2 separate regions of the Homo sapiens genome follow, and region 1 is linked to region 2. A link is a loop called in an ENCODE intact Hi-C map of the cell type or tissue named here. Cell type or tissue: mammary epithelial cell. All regions are shown on one strand. Links, peaks and the distances in the headings refer to the core of each region. The heading gives the core; the rest is flanking DNA.

Region 1 (8,348 bases), core at 325-8,324, 90 kb after region 2:
AGACGACCCTGATTATTAGCATCTCAGACCTCTTCCATCTTAAAAACAAAGCAAATGTTCAGATTCTCCATTTTCTCTTTTTTTTCCCCTTCCTAGCTAAATCACTTACCAGAGTTGACCACACCTGCTACTCACTTCACTTTTCCACCCCACTATGACTCAACCTGCTGAAGTTGGGCTTTTGTCTCCTCTGCTCTATTTAGAACATCTCACCAAGTCCACCAATCATCTCCTGGTCAATAAATGCTCTGGAAAATTCTGAGTTATTACAGTACTATCTGGAGCATCTAACACAGCTGCACACTCCTGTCTTCATAATCTGGCCTTCCTTTGGCCATGGACTCAATTTAGAATCTATCCCAGATAATTCAGGATGTTCTCTCCGTCTCAAATCTGGCCTGTCTTTGTGATACTATACTTTTCTGGTTTTCCTCCTGTTTCTTTGGCTACTCATTCTGTCACCTTTGGGGGTTCTTCTTTCTCTGTCTATCTATACAATGTGGTATTCCTGCAAGTTCCATCTGTGTCCCTTCTAATTTTTACTGCACTTGTTCTTTCTGGGATTTCCCAGTTACTCCTATGGCTTCAGCAATCATCTATGTGCTGATGACTTACAAATCTGTGTCTCTAACCCAGGTATCTCTGGTTTGAGCTACAAACCAACATTTCCAATTGCTTTTCTTCTTCCACTGGGGTGGCTCTCCTACTCGCCTTCTCTGAGCTCATCATATCCTCCCCCAAGATATGCCCCTCAGCCCACTTTCCAGAATTGAGAAATAATACTACCATCCCCTCAGCTGCTCAAGGTAGAAACCCAGATGTCTCTTCTATTCCTCATATACATACTTACCCAAGTGTTGATTCCTTTCTATTTTACCCCCTTCATGACTCCATGGAAATGTCCTATCTGTTCATCCCTGTATCACTCCTCTAATCCAGAGCATCCTTATCTCTTGCCTGGGCTGCCACTGTTGTCTCATAAAAAGTATCTCTGGCTCCAATTTTTTCTGATGTTAGTTAACACCATAGATAGTGATTTTAATGATTTTTTAAAATCCCCTTATGTCTCTTGTGCTTAAAACCCTCCAATAACACCCAATGCCTTTATGATAGAGTATAAACTTCTTAGAATGACTTACAAGGTTCATCATTCTCTGCTCTCTGCCTACATCTTGGTCTCATCCCTTGCCTCTTTCACACCCACTGCTATCTCACAGAACTTGTTTCATGTATATTTTGTTCTCTCAGCCTGAACCTTCTCTGTTCTTCCCCTATGCCGTCTAAACCCTTGCTCCATGTCATTGTGCCACCACTGGTACAATAGATGAGTTTGCATGCCATTGTACCAGCATTACCATGCAAACTCATCTTTCAGGTTTTACTAACTTTAGGTGTTTGTTTTTCTGGAAAACTCCCTGTGATCTCTGTTCCTGCCCCCTCCGATACTGAGCTGTATGTTCTTTTTCGGGCTCCCATGCATCCATACCTAGAAAGAGTTATCTTAGTGTATTCCATGTTTGTTCACTTGTCGATATTCCACTGGGATGCTTCATGAGTACAGGTGGTGTCTGACTTATTGTTGTTTCCAGAGGGCCTAGCACAGTACTTGGCATGTCAATTATATTCAACAAATAGCATAAACTAAACTTGACTTTAAGACATAATATTCCAGAGATTTTTCAACTCCATTTAATGGAATCTCATGTGATATGGTATATGTGAAGGGGTACTAGCAGTGTCTTAGTGCATGAGTACATACATACATATATGTGTTATAAACACAGACACACACAGCATATACACATTGTCTTCTTTTCCTGTGGCTACTGTAATAAATTATCACAAACTAATTGCTTAAAACAACAGACATTTATTCTGTCACCATTCTGGACACCTGAATTCCAACATCTAGGTAGGTTTTGGCAGGGTTGTGCTGCTTCCCAACGCTCTAGGAAAGGTGCTATTTCTTGGCACCAGCTACTGGTGGCTGTCAGCTTTCCTTGGCTTGTGGCCCCATCACTTCAGCCTCTGACTCTGTCTTCACATGGCTTTCTCCTCTGTGTCTGTCTTCTGTGTGTTTCTTATAAGGACACTTGTCCCTCAATTTAGAACCTATCTCAGATAATCCAGAATGTTCTCTTTATCTCAAAATCCTTAACATAATTACATCTGCAAATACTCTGTTTTCCAAATAAGGTTACATTTACAGGTTCCAGGAATTAGGAATTGGACATATCTTTTTGGGGGCCATCATTCCATTTGCTGTAATATGTTATCCTGGTATAACTTAAAGACAAAATCTTAACAACTTTTGTTTTTCTCCTAGAAAATCAAAATGCTCTATTCCCTACCTGCCCTGCTCTATCCTGACTTTAAATATATATATATTTTATATATGTAACATACACAGACTATATATGTTTATTTTTATATTTATATATATATATATATATTTTTTTTTTTTTTTTTTGAGACGGAGTCTCATTCTTTCACCAGGCTGGGGTGCAGTGGCGTGATCTCAGCTCACTGCAACTTCCATCTCCCAGGTTCAAGCGATTATCCTGCCTCAACCTCCCTAGTAGCTGAGACTACAGGCATGCACCACCACACCCAGCTAATTTTTGTATTTTTAGTAGAGATGGGGTTTCACAATGTTAGCCAGAATGTTCTCGATCTCTTGACCTTGTGATCTGCCAGCCTTGGCCTACCAAAGTGCTGGGATTACAGGCGTGAGCCACCATGCCTGGCCACATATATATATATTTTTGTGTAATATATTCCTTAGTTTGGAGGAAAATAACAAAAGGCCTATAGGTATATGTGTACTGTAGTCATTCCTTTTGTTATTTTTCTTCAAACTAAGCTTTCTAAACTCTACCATTTTAGAGTTATTAAAAACAATTCTGTGTCTTCTGGATAGAATCCCAAGGAAGTGAACAGGTTGTTCCATAAATTTAGGCTTCTTTTAGTATGTGTGCCATTTTATCTACTGAAATATCTGTTCCTTCTCATTTTCAAAGAAGGAAGGGATTAGCTGGTAGCACAACTGGTGCTACAGTGCAGATATTTCTGACTAAATAGGATTATTTTTGCATATCTGCAGACATTTTACATGATTTTTTTCTTCCTAAATTATATTCTTACCATTCTATAATTCAAACTTGGCTAAACATTTTTGCATATAAAACTGTTCCTAGACAATGAAGTTAAGAATATATGTTCTCAAACAGGTTCATATATTTATAAATCTTACTTTTCTTGTAGTGTGAGCTTTTGTTAAAAACTATTCAATCTAAAAATTAAAACTAGCCCAGGATTTAAATTGTGACAAATTTAATTACTGCTTTTTAAATTTTACTTATAAACAAGTATGTTAATTAAGATGACCACAGCTCTCTACTACATATTATGAAGAGTTGGTATCTCTATTTTCAATAATGGTAAGCTACACATAAAATAAAAGGCTTATAAAGATAGTGCAAGAGGAAAAATATCTGTCTGCATATTCAAATAGTAATGACAACTCTTAGCATTATATCATGTTTATAACCAGCTTTCTCTGAACCAGTTACCTTGAATTTCATTTCATTAGTGGAAGCATAGCATCCAAGTCCTAGAAAAAACTGGTGAATTTTACAACTCAAAATAACAATATAGTCCTATAGATTATTGATTTGTGTTCCTAAATTCTTCTTGTAAGGAATGCTAGACATGAATAATATATTTTTAAAAATTAAAAATATTTTCTCTTATTTTTTGAATAAGAATAAAATGGAGCCTCTTTAAGGTTGTGAAGAGGGGCACTTACACAGAGGAGAAGGGGTCTTATCTCATAGATTATATCTTCAAATGCTCTTTATCATTTCTACCCTCTTTTTGATGATTTAAAGTGGTTGCACATTTTTTTTCCAAGAAGGGGCTTATTTTTAAAAAGTTTTTTATTTGTCTAAAGTTCTGATTTAAGCCACTGAAAAATGCATGAACACTTGTTGTTAGTTCCATTGTGTTGTTGCTCCTTTGATAAATGTCTAATAAATAATGATATTCCATAAGTGTAATTATTTCAAATTGCCTATTATGTGTTGTGAGTTATTACTCAAGAATAGATCTTCTATACTTGGTCTAGAAAAGTGATGGACTGACTTCTGTTTTGATGTCATATGGTTTTTCTTTACCAAATTATTCCCTTTAGCATTATGAGTTTTTGGAAAATGAACTAATGATAGCCCTGGGGAAAAAGTAATATACTCTAGAAAGAATTCTTTTAAATGTATATTCTAAAAAGAATTCTTTTGTCAGAAAAAAAGAGGAACAAGAGGGAAATTATTTGAAGAATGAAAACTGTGAGGCTATATAGATTGATTTTGGTAGCAATGACTGCACTTTACTGGAGGAAATTAATTAGGTAATATTTTGGGTGGATAGGCTTATTCTTAAGGTCTAATTAAATAGAAAATCTCTCTGGACAAAAAAAGTAAACCTTAGGATATTCAAGAATCAAAAAAGATTCAACTGCCTTGTTTGAAAACTGACATTAAAAAGTTAGTAAAGGTAACATACCTTTGTTCTTTTGTGAATTTATAAATATCCTCAGGAAAAGTTTATATATATTTAGTAACCTGGTAGGTTTATTTCATTTTGTCTCACTCAAATACAACCTTAGCTTTCATTAAGTATATTTTAATAATACAACACTATACAACATTGTAAAACCCTTTTCTTCAATTCTGGATTTTAGTTGTTTATCTTAACTTAGTTTTATAGTATAAAAGTATGTAAAGTCTATGGCACAAAATATGCTTTATGAATCAGGAAAAGATAAAAATATAGTATTAAGCTTTCTACATAAAATAGAGAGCACTTTTTCCTCTAAAAAGCATATTTTACTTTTATTGTTTAGCTACAAAATCAGTGTGAGAAATAGTATTGTGCATGTCAAAGTTCTTCCATTGTGAATGTGCTTATCTTTGATTTTCACTCACAAAAGAGTAAGATAATGTGGATAAATGTTGTAAAGAAATCAATGACAGAAAAGATTGAGAAATAATATAAGATTAAGAAATTTGTCTATTAATGAAAGGATAATTTTCAAAGAGTTTTTTCTTTAGCTATATAATGGAAAAATCTCCTGAAACATTAATCATAGGTTATTTGCAATGTACGTGTTCCTTTGCAGTCAGTAGCTTTTGGCTAGGATACAAGGTATGTATAACACATGAAGGATTTATGTACTAGACCACAAGTATGTTTCATTGTTTGACACTGTGCCTGATGCAAAGTAGATGCTCAAGAAATGTTTCTTGAGTGAGTCAATTTCATTTCCTGCTACCCTCCAATCCCATCTCAACTCTTTTCCCTGACCCTGTCCAGGTAGCTTATAATATACATGACAGTCTTTTATTGAGTACTTCCCAATCTCAGACATATCATACTGTGTATGTACTTTTCACTATGGCACAAACTATTTAGGTTTTTATTACTTTCCACTTTACAGATGTGGAAACTGATGCTCAAAGAGATTAACTTCCCCAAAGTCACAGTTTTCTCTCTGTCTCTAATCTGATACTCTTCTATTCACTCTTCTCACAGCTGCCAGATTAATCTTTCTGAATCCAAAGTTTGACCACGTCATCCCATGAGTAAAATCTTTCTGTAGATCTTACAAACTTCAGAGTAAAATTCAAACTCCTTAATGTAGAAAAAATATGTTTTATAATTTGACCTTTGCCTTATCTTTCTTCTTCCTCACAACTCTGAGGTAGATATTTTATGATACTTCATCATCTATTTCAAACTTCTTTTAATTTCTTACTAATGGCAAGATTTTACTTCCTTTTTACCTCTGCATATATCGTTTCTTCTGTTTGAAATTTCCCTCTACCCTTCTACATTTGGCAAATGCCTATTTATAAATATCTCTACCAGAACTATTTCAAAATTTCAAAAATGGTACTATGATTTTAAAAGTTAAAACCATGATGAATTTGTTTTGTTCCAGCATGTATTGCTTTAAAGTGGCTCATGGGCAAATCTGTACTGATCACGAAGAACTTACTGTAAGAATGTTCTAGAATTATAAACTTTCCTCTCCACATCCAAGACAAAGCAGCTGATACAATAATTAGGCTACCCTCCTTTCGGCAGTTCTTAGGAGTAAAGAAACAAAAGGTAAGCCCCACAATCTTGGAGAAAATGAGCCATTGAGGAAAGACCCACCTTCTGATGGGCTGGGAACAAGAAAGTGATGGGGACATAGCTTCACATATGGGTGGGATTGTGGCAGCTGGTTTTTCCTTCTAGCCGGGCAGTCCTTCCTGAAGAATAACACAAGGCTAGGGCAGTCTTTTCGTATACAGGAAGCTTGACTCAAAATTATAGTCTAAAATCATGAAGACTTGGGTTAAGAACCTCTCTTTTTAGACATGCCCAGGACCTTTTCTTTATTTGTACATCTTAAAGTCAAGAATCAAGTATAATGACTCAGTCATATCAATCTTTTGCAATCTGGAAGCTGAAATATGACTTGATTTTATTATTATTATTATTATTTTAAAATTGGGCTCCTGCCAAATAAGCATCTTCTGTTCAATACTGGCTACTGTGAATAAAGGGTCTCCTGAGCCAATGAGTGAGTAGCTTCTCTTTATTAGAACAAGGGCTATTATAACAAAGAAAACTTCAACATATTCAAGAGTGCAAAAGGAGTCTCCAGAGAGGAAAAGCACATTGCATCTCAAAGATCTATGCAGATAAACTTACCTTATGATGAGTGAGTTAATCAACTTGAGAGAGCTCTTGAAATACTCATATGCCCACAGACTCCACACTAATTATTTCTGGATTAAAAAATATGTGTCGGGCAGTTATGTGAATAAAGATATGAAAGGGTAGGGAATGTATTCTTGTATATTTGATGGTGTTTGGAATAAAATATCAAGGAATTTATATCTGAGAGACAGAGCTAATAAAGCCATTGAACAAATTCCCAGAAAATGTGTGTGATCTGAAGAATGCAGCAGGGAGCCAGCAAAGGACCAGGAACCCCTGCCCAATGAGTCCAGTGCTTTCAAGTTGTGTTGAGCTTTGCTTCAAGGTTTTTAGGCCAGATATGTTCCAGAAATTTGTTGTGGGGTTTCTGTTCAATCACTTAGCATTCAGAAGGGCAAAGAGGTATTGAAACATCTAAGCTACCTGTACTTGACATTTGGAACCAAATTACAATCACTACTGCCTTAGTACCTTGGAGTTTTTCTCAACAGTTTTATTTTTTATATCTTGTTTACTCTTCCCTTTGTCGTGTCCTGTGACTGTATAGTTGTCTCCTACACGATACTGTGGCCCGAGGTTGTTGTAATGGGAAGCTCATTGCACTTGAGGTGAGTGGTTATAACAGAAGGTCTGTGATCCAGGTATACTACTTATCTGTTCCCTTCTTTTTCTAACTGGCTGTAGCACATAGCTAAAATGGAAAAAAAAAAGATGGGTGAGGGTGTGGATATCAGGAGAATGGGGCAGGGAGAGGTGGGCATCCTGAGCTGGGGTACAGCAGAGTCAATTTCCTGCTTCATGCTGCTGCCTCTGTGCCTCCAGTGCCTGCTCTTGACATCTGGGATCTTACTTCCACTCCAACTACTCCATGCAAACTGTTCTTGCCACGAGCTGCTTTTCTGTCTTAAATGTGGGTGCTATTCTTGGTTTGGGCCTCAGCTCTCTACTCTTCTCTTACTACATTACCTTCTTTGGAAATCTCTCTCACTACCAGATCGTAGGTTCTACGTGGCAAAGAATGATGGATACAAAGTGAAACCAACCAAATTGTTTAGTCAAGGAGAATGCTAAATGAGACCACAAAGGGTAGGACCAACGTTAGACGATGGTTCTCAACCAAGAGTGCACATCACAATTACCCAGGCAGCTTTTTCTAAATACAGACCATCTCATGGCCAGACTCCCTAGGATAGTCTAGGCATATGTATTTTTACAAAGCTTTCTCCCAAAAAAATGAAGTATGTTTCTGGTTAGAACTGCTGGTATAGGAGAATTTAAGCCCTGTTTAATCTATTTCCTCTCTGACTTTTTAAGCACTCTGCATTAAAGTTTGCCCCTGGTGAAGTAAAAAAATACTTTCAGGTGACCAATCATAGTATAGTAGTGTCTGGAAAGAATGATAGAAATAGATGAAAAGGCGAAGTATTGGATGAAAAGGCTGGAATGATAAATAGTTGTTTTTGTCACAAAAATCAGACTGCATGCATTATGTGGGAGGAATCCAAAGGTTTACTAGATGTGTGAACATATTAATTGTCAACCAAACATCAATGTCAGATGAATTACAGTCTTTAAAGTGG
Region 2 (8,348 bases), core at 327-8,326:
TCCTATGGAGACCCTATTTGGATCCTGGGTCTGAGAGAGAAGCTTGCTGTATTTCCGCAATTCTTTCTCAGCTACAGAGGAAGGGAAATCAGGAAAAGAAGAAGCTCTACCCAGAAGCAAAGTGCATCCACAGGCTCCACTACCCAAACCTTCCCTCTTTGGCAATTGTTGGGTCAGCTCTTCACTGTCTCTGGAAAAAGACAGGGGCACTTTTTTGTTCTGCCAAGAGCATGTGCCTTTTTATGACTTCATAATATCTTGAGATGTATTAGAAGAGGCTCTGAAGTTGCTGCTCATTTGATGGGGAAAGGGAGGTGTGGGTCAATATTGTGGCATTTCATCTCGCTTTGCTCTCCCAGTTTTATCTGCACTTCTCCCCCAGGATTCTGTTTTCTCCCTCCCATCACTTGATGGTGGACAGCTAGTTTAGCCTGTGGATGGGCAGCTAGTGGGAAACTCTAGCTTCTGTGATTTTCTGCTTCTGGGTTAGCAGGGAGGGATCTAGTGGCACAAGACAGCACATATGCTATGCGGGAAACTCTCTTACTGGGGCTCCTCTTTGTCCCTTGCAAAACATCCAACTTTGGGTGTGAGGTTGGGAATTGTGTGTGTGTGTGTGTGTGTGTGTGTGTGTAGAAAGGGCTCAGAAACTCTCATCTCCTAATTCCAACACTCAGCACTCCCTTCCCTATGCTCTCTTTCTAGAGAACGGCACATTTGAGGTCTCCTGTCAGCATCTACCTAGGCTCAAAGTCAGAGCTGCCTCACTTTTTCAGGGATTTTTAAAGAATAAGTTTTGAGGAAGCAAGGATACTTTGATTTTGCATTTTTTCTTTTGGCTTCCTTGATTCTGGCAAATTTTATCTGGTTGATTGCTTCAGATTCCTCCATTGTCTAAAACGGCAACTGCTCTAACATTTTTGTTTGTTTGTTTGAGACGGAGTCTTGTTCTGTCGCTCAGGCTGGAGTGCAGTAGCACAATCTCGGCGTACTGCAACCTCCACCTTCCCAGGTTCAAGCGATTCTCCTGCCTCAGCCTCCCGAGTAGCTGGGGTTACAGGCACCCGCCACCACGCCCGGCTAATTTTTTGTATTTTTAGTAGAGACAGGGTTTCACTAGGTTGGCCAGGCTGGTCTCCAACGCCTGACCTTGTGATCCATCCGCCTTGGCTCTCCAAAGTGCTGGGATTACAGGCGTGAGCCACCGCGCCCTGCCAACACTTTCTTAAAGGAATAGACTGGAGGAATATGAACCAGAATCATCCTCTTGGATATTTGGGACACTCTACCAGGATGATTTCTGGTTATTGCTTTGTACAGAGCATAGAAAAGTTAACGTGCTTGTTGAAGTTCTCTCTCTCTTTTTTTTGAACAAGATGGTGGCAATGATGAATTGATTTGTTAACATGAGGCTTTGAAATTACAGTGCTTTTTACAGACTTCATATATCTATATTGTCTCCCCAGAGACAAAGAAATAAAATTGACTGCACCTCTATTCAAATGATGCTATTATATTCCCATTCCAGAAGTGTACTTCTGGTGGTGCACTGTTCATCACTTGATAGATGTTCTTACGGTAAATCACTGTAAAATGAAGAAAGGGCCAGGGGAGGGAACTTGGCAAATTGTTAAGAATTCTGCGATGTTATTGCATTCTGTTCAGCTTATGATTCAGAATTTGAACGACGACGTGTGCTGATTTATTAATCATGATATAAGGGACAAATTGTCAGACATTAGCATTGGAAATCATTGTTTTAGACATTTCATAATTTTAACAAAGCTAAAGATTAAAAAACTGCTTTATTAGATGACCTTTTTCTATTTGTAGTGGTGCAACCTGTTCTTGCCATTCTGTCAAACACGTTGAATGTGAATAGATGGAATAAATGCCCAGTTACTGTCTAATAAAAATAGCAATTAAACAATTACTATTATTGGTTAAAAACCATTGTATTCTTTTCATAATCATCAGCTACTAATGGATGAGCAATAAGACGCAGAGTTTCAGAAGTACAGCTAAGCATTATAAATATCAAGTGTTTATAAGCAGTTGACCTGCATGCATACACATTTATCAACTAGAAGTTAGGTAAAAATAAATTAGACTTGTAGTGTTTTTGTTCTGTTTGGTTTCCAGTCTCTCCTGAGATAGAATTATCCTTTAATACAAAAAGGCTGTTCATGGTATTTCACCTTTTTTTCCTTCTCAGGGAAAAATTCAATTGTGAAAATGGAAAAAAAAGCCACAAATGTTTAAAAAAAATGAGTTTTGGCTTTGAAACAAATTTTAAACTTAATATTTTATTTAATCCTATAATAACTATATAATATAGAGTAGGTCTTATTATCTTTACTTACAATAAACATAACTGAATTATTTCAGATTAAGTTAATATCAAAATAGTTCCTCAACCTTCCCAGAAAAACAGGGATGAATTTCAGCACTTATGACTCAATGCCTTTATGACCTATTCCTGTTATTGTTGTTATTATTTCACCATCGGGCTATTTATATCTTAGTGTGGGATGACTTAGGAAAATATTTCCCTAAGGTTTTTGGTCTCTCAATTAACATCAAACTGTTTGAGTGAAGTTTCATTGCCAGAATTCCCCAAACTACCAAGAAGTTCTATTCAGATTTTTCTAACCATAAATGAGCCTGTTTAGTGTTTCCCATGACCATATATCAAGATATTTTCAGTTTCAGGCTGGACTAGTACACAAAAGGACTTAAAAGCCACAAAGGAAAATCTGCCACCCCTTATGGCACTAGAGTTTTCAGATAAAATTTCTATAAAATGCTAGTTTGTATCTTAATGAACGTTAGACTGTTCTAATTATTTGGAGTCACATTACTATTTATCTTGTGGTAACGAAAGATTCCATTCAGATACAGTTTTTTTTCAGGGTACACCAGAAATTCTTAGCAGTGTTTCAGCCTTTAAGGAGAGGGAAGGGAGATTACTTTTTCCTTTTTGTACTATTTAAAGATATCCATGTATTACTTTTATAAAGTTTAAAAATGTACAATACTCATGTAAAGAAGTGAAAAATGCTTTGGGAGGCTGAGGTGGGCGGATCACTTGAGGCCAGGAGTTTGAGACCAGCCTGGCCAACATGGTAAAACCCTGTTTCTACTAAAAAAAAAAAAAAATACAGAAATTAGCTGCGCGTGGTGGCACATGCCTATAATCCCAGCTACTCGAGAGGCTTGAGGCATGAGAATCACTTGAACCTGGGAGATGGAGGTTGCAGTGAGATGAGATGCCCCTGCACTCCATTGAGCTACAGAGTGAGACTCTGTAAAAAAAAAAAAAAAAAAAAAAAAAAAAAAAGTGAAAAATGAGAATTGTAAATTCATCTTCAGGCGATTCAAGAATATGTTGTGATGAAGGATTTTCCAGGCAGCCTATATCTACAAGTTCAGACTAGTCTGAGAAGTAAGAATTAGAGCTGCCGGGCTACCATCAAGCATCCAATTTTCTGAGTAATCAACTTGGCAAGAAAGTAAAAATGAAGGGGTGCTCATGGTGAAAGTGACGAGGGAAATCAGCACTTTCACATTCAAAAGAATGTATGTCAGATATTCTAAAAGTTAAAATCACAGCTAACAAGAATATCCTTAATGATTTATTCCCTCAATAAATCACTTTGTTCTTGTGAAACAAATGCTGCAATGTACTTTCTTTTTAAATCTATGTCTCTGTCTCCTTTTGGCTGAATATTTTAACTCAGTTTTGCTCTTACTGCCTTAGTTTTCTAAATGCACATTTGAATCATTGTTCAATGGCAAAAGTCATATTACAAAGTGTTCCACGTCTGTGGCAAGGCTAAGGACCACAATTCCTGGGAACTGGAGTTGCACTTTAATCCCTCAAATTAGGGAGGAAAGGCACTGCTTACCCTGACATGAGAAAATGCAAAGTTATGATGTGGAAATAATCTTCGGGCACTTACTGAAGGGTTTATCAAGTGAGTAATTTGTAAAAGCTATACACATAGTATTAATGTTAGTTGAGTTTACCTCTGTACCAGGCCCTGTGCTAAGTAGTTGTATTAGTCAGGGTTCTCCAGAAAAACAGAACCAGTAGGATATGCATTTATCTATCTATATAAATATATATGTGTTAGTTATATAGATACATGGGGATTAATTATGAGGGATTGGCTCAAGAGATCATGGAGGTTGAGAAATCCCACTACTTGTTGTCTGCAAGATGGAGTCCAAAGAAAGCCAGCGTTGTACTTCCAGTCCAAGTCCAAAGGCCTGGAAAACAGGGGAGCCAATGTGTAACTCCCATCTAAGTCTGAAGGCCTGAGAATCAGTAGCTCTGATGTCCAAGGGCAGGAGCAGATGAATATACCAGCTCAAGAAGAGAGAATGAAATCACCCCTCATCCAACTTTTGTTCTTTTTGAGGACTCAACAGATTGGATGATGCCTACACATATTGGTGAAGGTGATCTTCTTTACTTAGTCTGTTGATTTAGATGCTAATGTCTTCTGAAAATACCTTCATAGACACACCCAAATATAATGTTTTACCAGCTATCTGGGCATCCCTTATCCCAGACAAGTTGACACATAACATTGACCATGAGAGTGCTTTAGCTGCATTATTTCCTTTCATCTTTACAAGTGATGTGATGGGAGGTTTTTATTTTCCTTATTTTATAGATGAGTTGAGAATCCCAGAGGAATAGTAACTTGTTTTAAGGTCACGTAATTAGCAAATGGCCAACCTCCAGGGTCTTAAAATACATAAAGACCCAAGCAAAAAACATTTTAATTTCTACCAAAGTTATTCATGCCCTTCCTCTTCCTACATCCCTTCTCTCTCATTCTTGTATTCTCCCAAAGTAAACTCCTTATTGTTCCTACATCTTTATTTTTTAGAGGACAAAACTCTTTAATTTCCCTTGTCTTTTCTCTCATATTTTCTGACTATCTTTTAGCTCTATATTCTGGGGGTTTAAAAAATTGTGTTCACTAATTATATTGGATATTTCTGCTGAGTTATTAAAATGTAACTAACCAAACTTAATCTTTCAGATGTATGGCAGACAGACTCTAAGTTGATCACTCCGTGATACTGCCTCCTGATGTTCATGCCTCTAAATGTGGACAGGCTGTCATTTGCTTCAAAACAACAGATAGGAAGCCACTTCTATGATTATAATATGTCATGTAATATTTCATCTTGCTGGTTGACTTCCTCTACAAACTTTCCTTACTGGCTTGATGAAGTAAGTGGTACTGTTGGGGAAGCTCTCTTTGGAAGGAACTGTAGAGAGACTTAGTAACAGTGAACAGCCTCTAACTGATGAAAACAGGCTCTAGAGGATGGAAGGTGGCCTTAGTCAAGTCAGCAAAGAGTCAGAGCTCTTAGTCCTACAACCAAAAGGAAATTAATTCTGCAACAACCCCAGTGAGCCCAAAAGTAGACTCTCCCCCAGTGTGTGTATGTATGTATGTATGTATGTGTGTATGTGTGTGTGTGTATTGAGGCCTGGTCTCACTCTGTAACCCAGGCTGGAGTGCAGTGGTGCAATCTTGGCTCACTGCAACCTCCACCTCTGGGGTTCAAGCAATTCACCTGCCTTAGCCTCCCGAGTAGCTGGGATTACAGGCACGTGCCACCACGTCCGGCTAAATTTTTGTATTTTTAGTAAAGACAAGGTTTCACCATGTTGGCCAGGCTGGTCTCAAACTCCTAACTCAAGTGATCCACCTGCCTCAGCCTCCCCAGTTTAGACTCCTGATGAATATGTGGCCCAGTCAACACCTTGACTGCAACCTTGTGAAACCCTAAACAGAAGGCTCAATTGAGCTGTGGCCAGACTCCCAACGTGCAGAAACTGTTACACAACAGATAGGTATTGTTATAAACTGCCATGTTCATGGTAATTTGTTATGCATTGTTATGCAATGATGGATAACTAATACAAGAAGGTTTTGTTCTTTTTTCATAATATCCTGTTCATGTTTTATGGCTCATCTTTTAAAAAGCATATACATTTGAATATTTCTTAAAAGTTTTCTTCTTTTTCCTGAATTATCTCTATTTCTTCCAGTGTCATTTTTTATTTATGTTATTGATTTTCTTTACTGCTGCTAGTTCAATACCTGGTAACCATTGCTTATGCACTTGTTTTAAGTCAGAAAGACTGCATATATTTGAGTTTTCTCTGCTCTTGTTTAAGATTTCCTACCTCAAAATCTCTCTTCTCAGTATGAATTCTGTCTAGAAACTCTGTGTGGTGTTGACTAATAGCATTTGTGTTCAGGTAAATGTGTAAGAAGTCAGTTGTTAGGCTACAGAGGTTCACATGTTAGAAAGAGAGAGTTTTCATTTTGAGTCACTAAGCTAAAAAGTTTAATTATCTTCAAATGTTTTATTCAGTCTTTAGGGGAAAATGCTAACAGACTTTGCTTTAGATGCAGGATTTGGGGAGGAGGATGAAAGTGTAACTTCTCACTTCCATCCTGCAGGAGTTACAACAGGGCATTTCTTGTCATCTATACTGCTGCCTCCTCATAATTATGTCTGGGCTGTGGACCTCTTTGGTCATTTCATCTATCTGTAAGTTTTTGTCCATCTTCGGTTTTCCAGAAATGTTGTGAAGTTTTTCTGTCCATTATAACGACTCCTCCTGTTCTCTTGGCTCTCCTTTTTGTACATTTGTTTCAGAGGGGATAATAGTCAGCAAGGGGTGACTTAAACAACAGAAATTTATTTTCTCACAGTTCTGGCGTCTATAAGTCCAAGAACAAGGTGCTGCAGGGTTGGTTTTTGGTAAGCCCTCCCTCTTTGGATTGCAAACAGTCACCTTCTCACTGTGTCCTCATGTGGACTTTCCTTTGTGTACATGTGCTCTTTGTGTCTCATCCTTTTCTTATAAGGACACTAATCTTACTATATTTATGGTTCCACTCTCATGACCTCATTTAATCTTAATTACCTCCTTTAAGGCCCTATCTCCAAATATAGTCATCTTGAGAGTTGAGACTTCAATGATTTTTGGGGAGACACAGTTCAGTCCACAATAATGAAGAATCTCAAGGAGTTTACCCACTGACACTGAACTAAAAGGCAATCAACCCCTTTGTTTAAGAACACTGTGTTGTGTTGCTGAATTGTTTTGAAGTCTGGAACTCTTTGGATAACTGCTAGAATCCTTAGAAGAGTAGAGCTATTTAAAAGGAGCAAAACAACAACAAAAAGCACATGAGCCACAAAAAATGCATGACTGGCAGAGCTGCTGTCTTACTTCAACTTGGGACATAAAAACAGAAGAGGAAAATGACCAGATCAAAGAAAGTGAAGGCATGTGGCCTTCCTGGAAAACAGTGTGGGCAGCAGGGTGGGCAAGAGCAGCTCAAAGATTTTCTGGGTGTAGGCTGGGGAAGTGGGAGCCAGGAGCCAGCAGCTGGAAAAGGCAGCAGGTGCTGGAAAATCTTGATATTTTCTGTGAGCCAGAAGAAGGGATTTGGAAGTGCTGCATTCCAGGGAGCCAGCTGGTGGAGCCAAGTCACAAATTTCTGCTCTTTTCTTTCTGAGGATGACCCTCTGTGGCTCTTGGCTGGTAGCCTGAGAAACACCTGTTGCAGTTATTAGGGCCCGGGGACTTGTTTGGGTTGCTTAAGCTTAGAGACTAGATAGTTACCATCAATAAAAATAAACTTATCTTGGCCAATGGAAGACTCCATTAGCTGACATCTTTTAGTAAAACTCATTTCCCTCCACAAAAGAGTCTGCTGTTCAGGTACATATTCCAAATCATGCCTCTAATATGAAATAATGTCTTTTAAAGCAATAAACAAATTAAATAAAACACATTAAGGGGATAAGATGCTCTGGACTATAAAAATAGCTGATTGTTTTCACTTATTTCCTAGCAACACTCTTGTTTTTCCATTTCAAGCTTAGTGTTCACAAGTAGCTTCAAATTATGATGTTTTCTCTCTTATATAAATGCATTAATTCACAACACCAATTTATCTTTAATTGATCATAGTTGGGTATTGCTAGAATCCTAGAATGCTTTTCAAGGGGATCAAGTTTCAGTTTTTACAGTTTAAAATCATAGCTAATTTTGTATATAGAAAGAAGCAAAGGAGGCTATCCAAATTCTTTTAATAAGTTGGAATTTTGTTGTAAATATTTCTTAAAATATTTGTGTAACCTCTTAGAATTTTCAAATAGCCTTATTTTTACAGGGATCAGTAAATATAAAGATATTTTGGGTATTTTATCTTCACAAATTTCTAAATGTTTTTACTTTTCTGCCCTTATAACTCATCTGGCACTTTAATAAAATCAGAATATATAATTTTTCTATT

What was found. A loop is a pair of places that touch in the nucleus more often than their neighbours do. Peaks named below come from ENCODE experiments on the same cell type or tissue, not always from the same donor. Only the 100,000 strongest peaks of a DNase experiment are listed, where the experiment ranks them.
Region 1: it touches region 2 in a loop (4-fold over the local background); 2 of 110 quality-filtered maps call a loop at or near these places.

What each region holds. Positions count from the first base shown.
Region 1 is chr6:130,585,220-130,593,567 of GRCh38, reverse strand. No RefSeq gene overlaps it. Among named protein-coding and RNA genes, the nearest start is that of TMEM200A, 220 kb to the right of the region's middle. In mammary epithelial cell, for the core only: no CTCF peak of the experiment used is centred there; a DNase peak (open chromatin) is centred at 5,247; H3K27ac peaks cover 791 bases.
Region 2 is chr6:130,675,458-130,683,805 of GRCh38, reverse strand. No RefSeq gene overlaps it. Among named protein-coding and RNA genes, the nearest start is that of SMLR1, 150 kb to the left of the region's middle. In mammary epithelial cell, for the core only: a CTCF peak has its summit at 7,522 (motif pointing right); DNase peaks (open chromatin) are centred at 2,545 and 3,465; H3K27ac peaks cover 1,427 bases.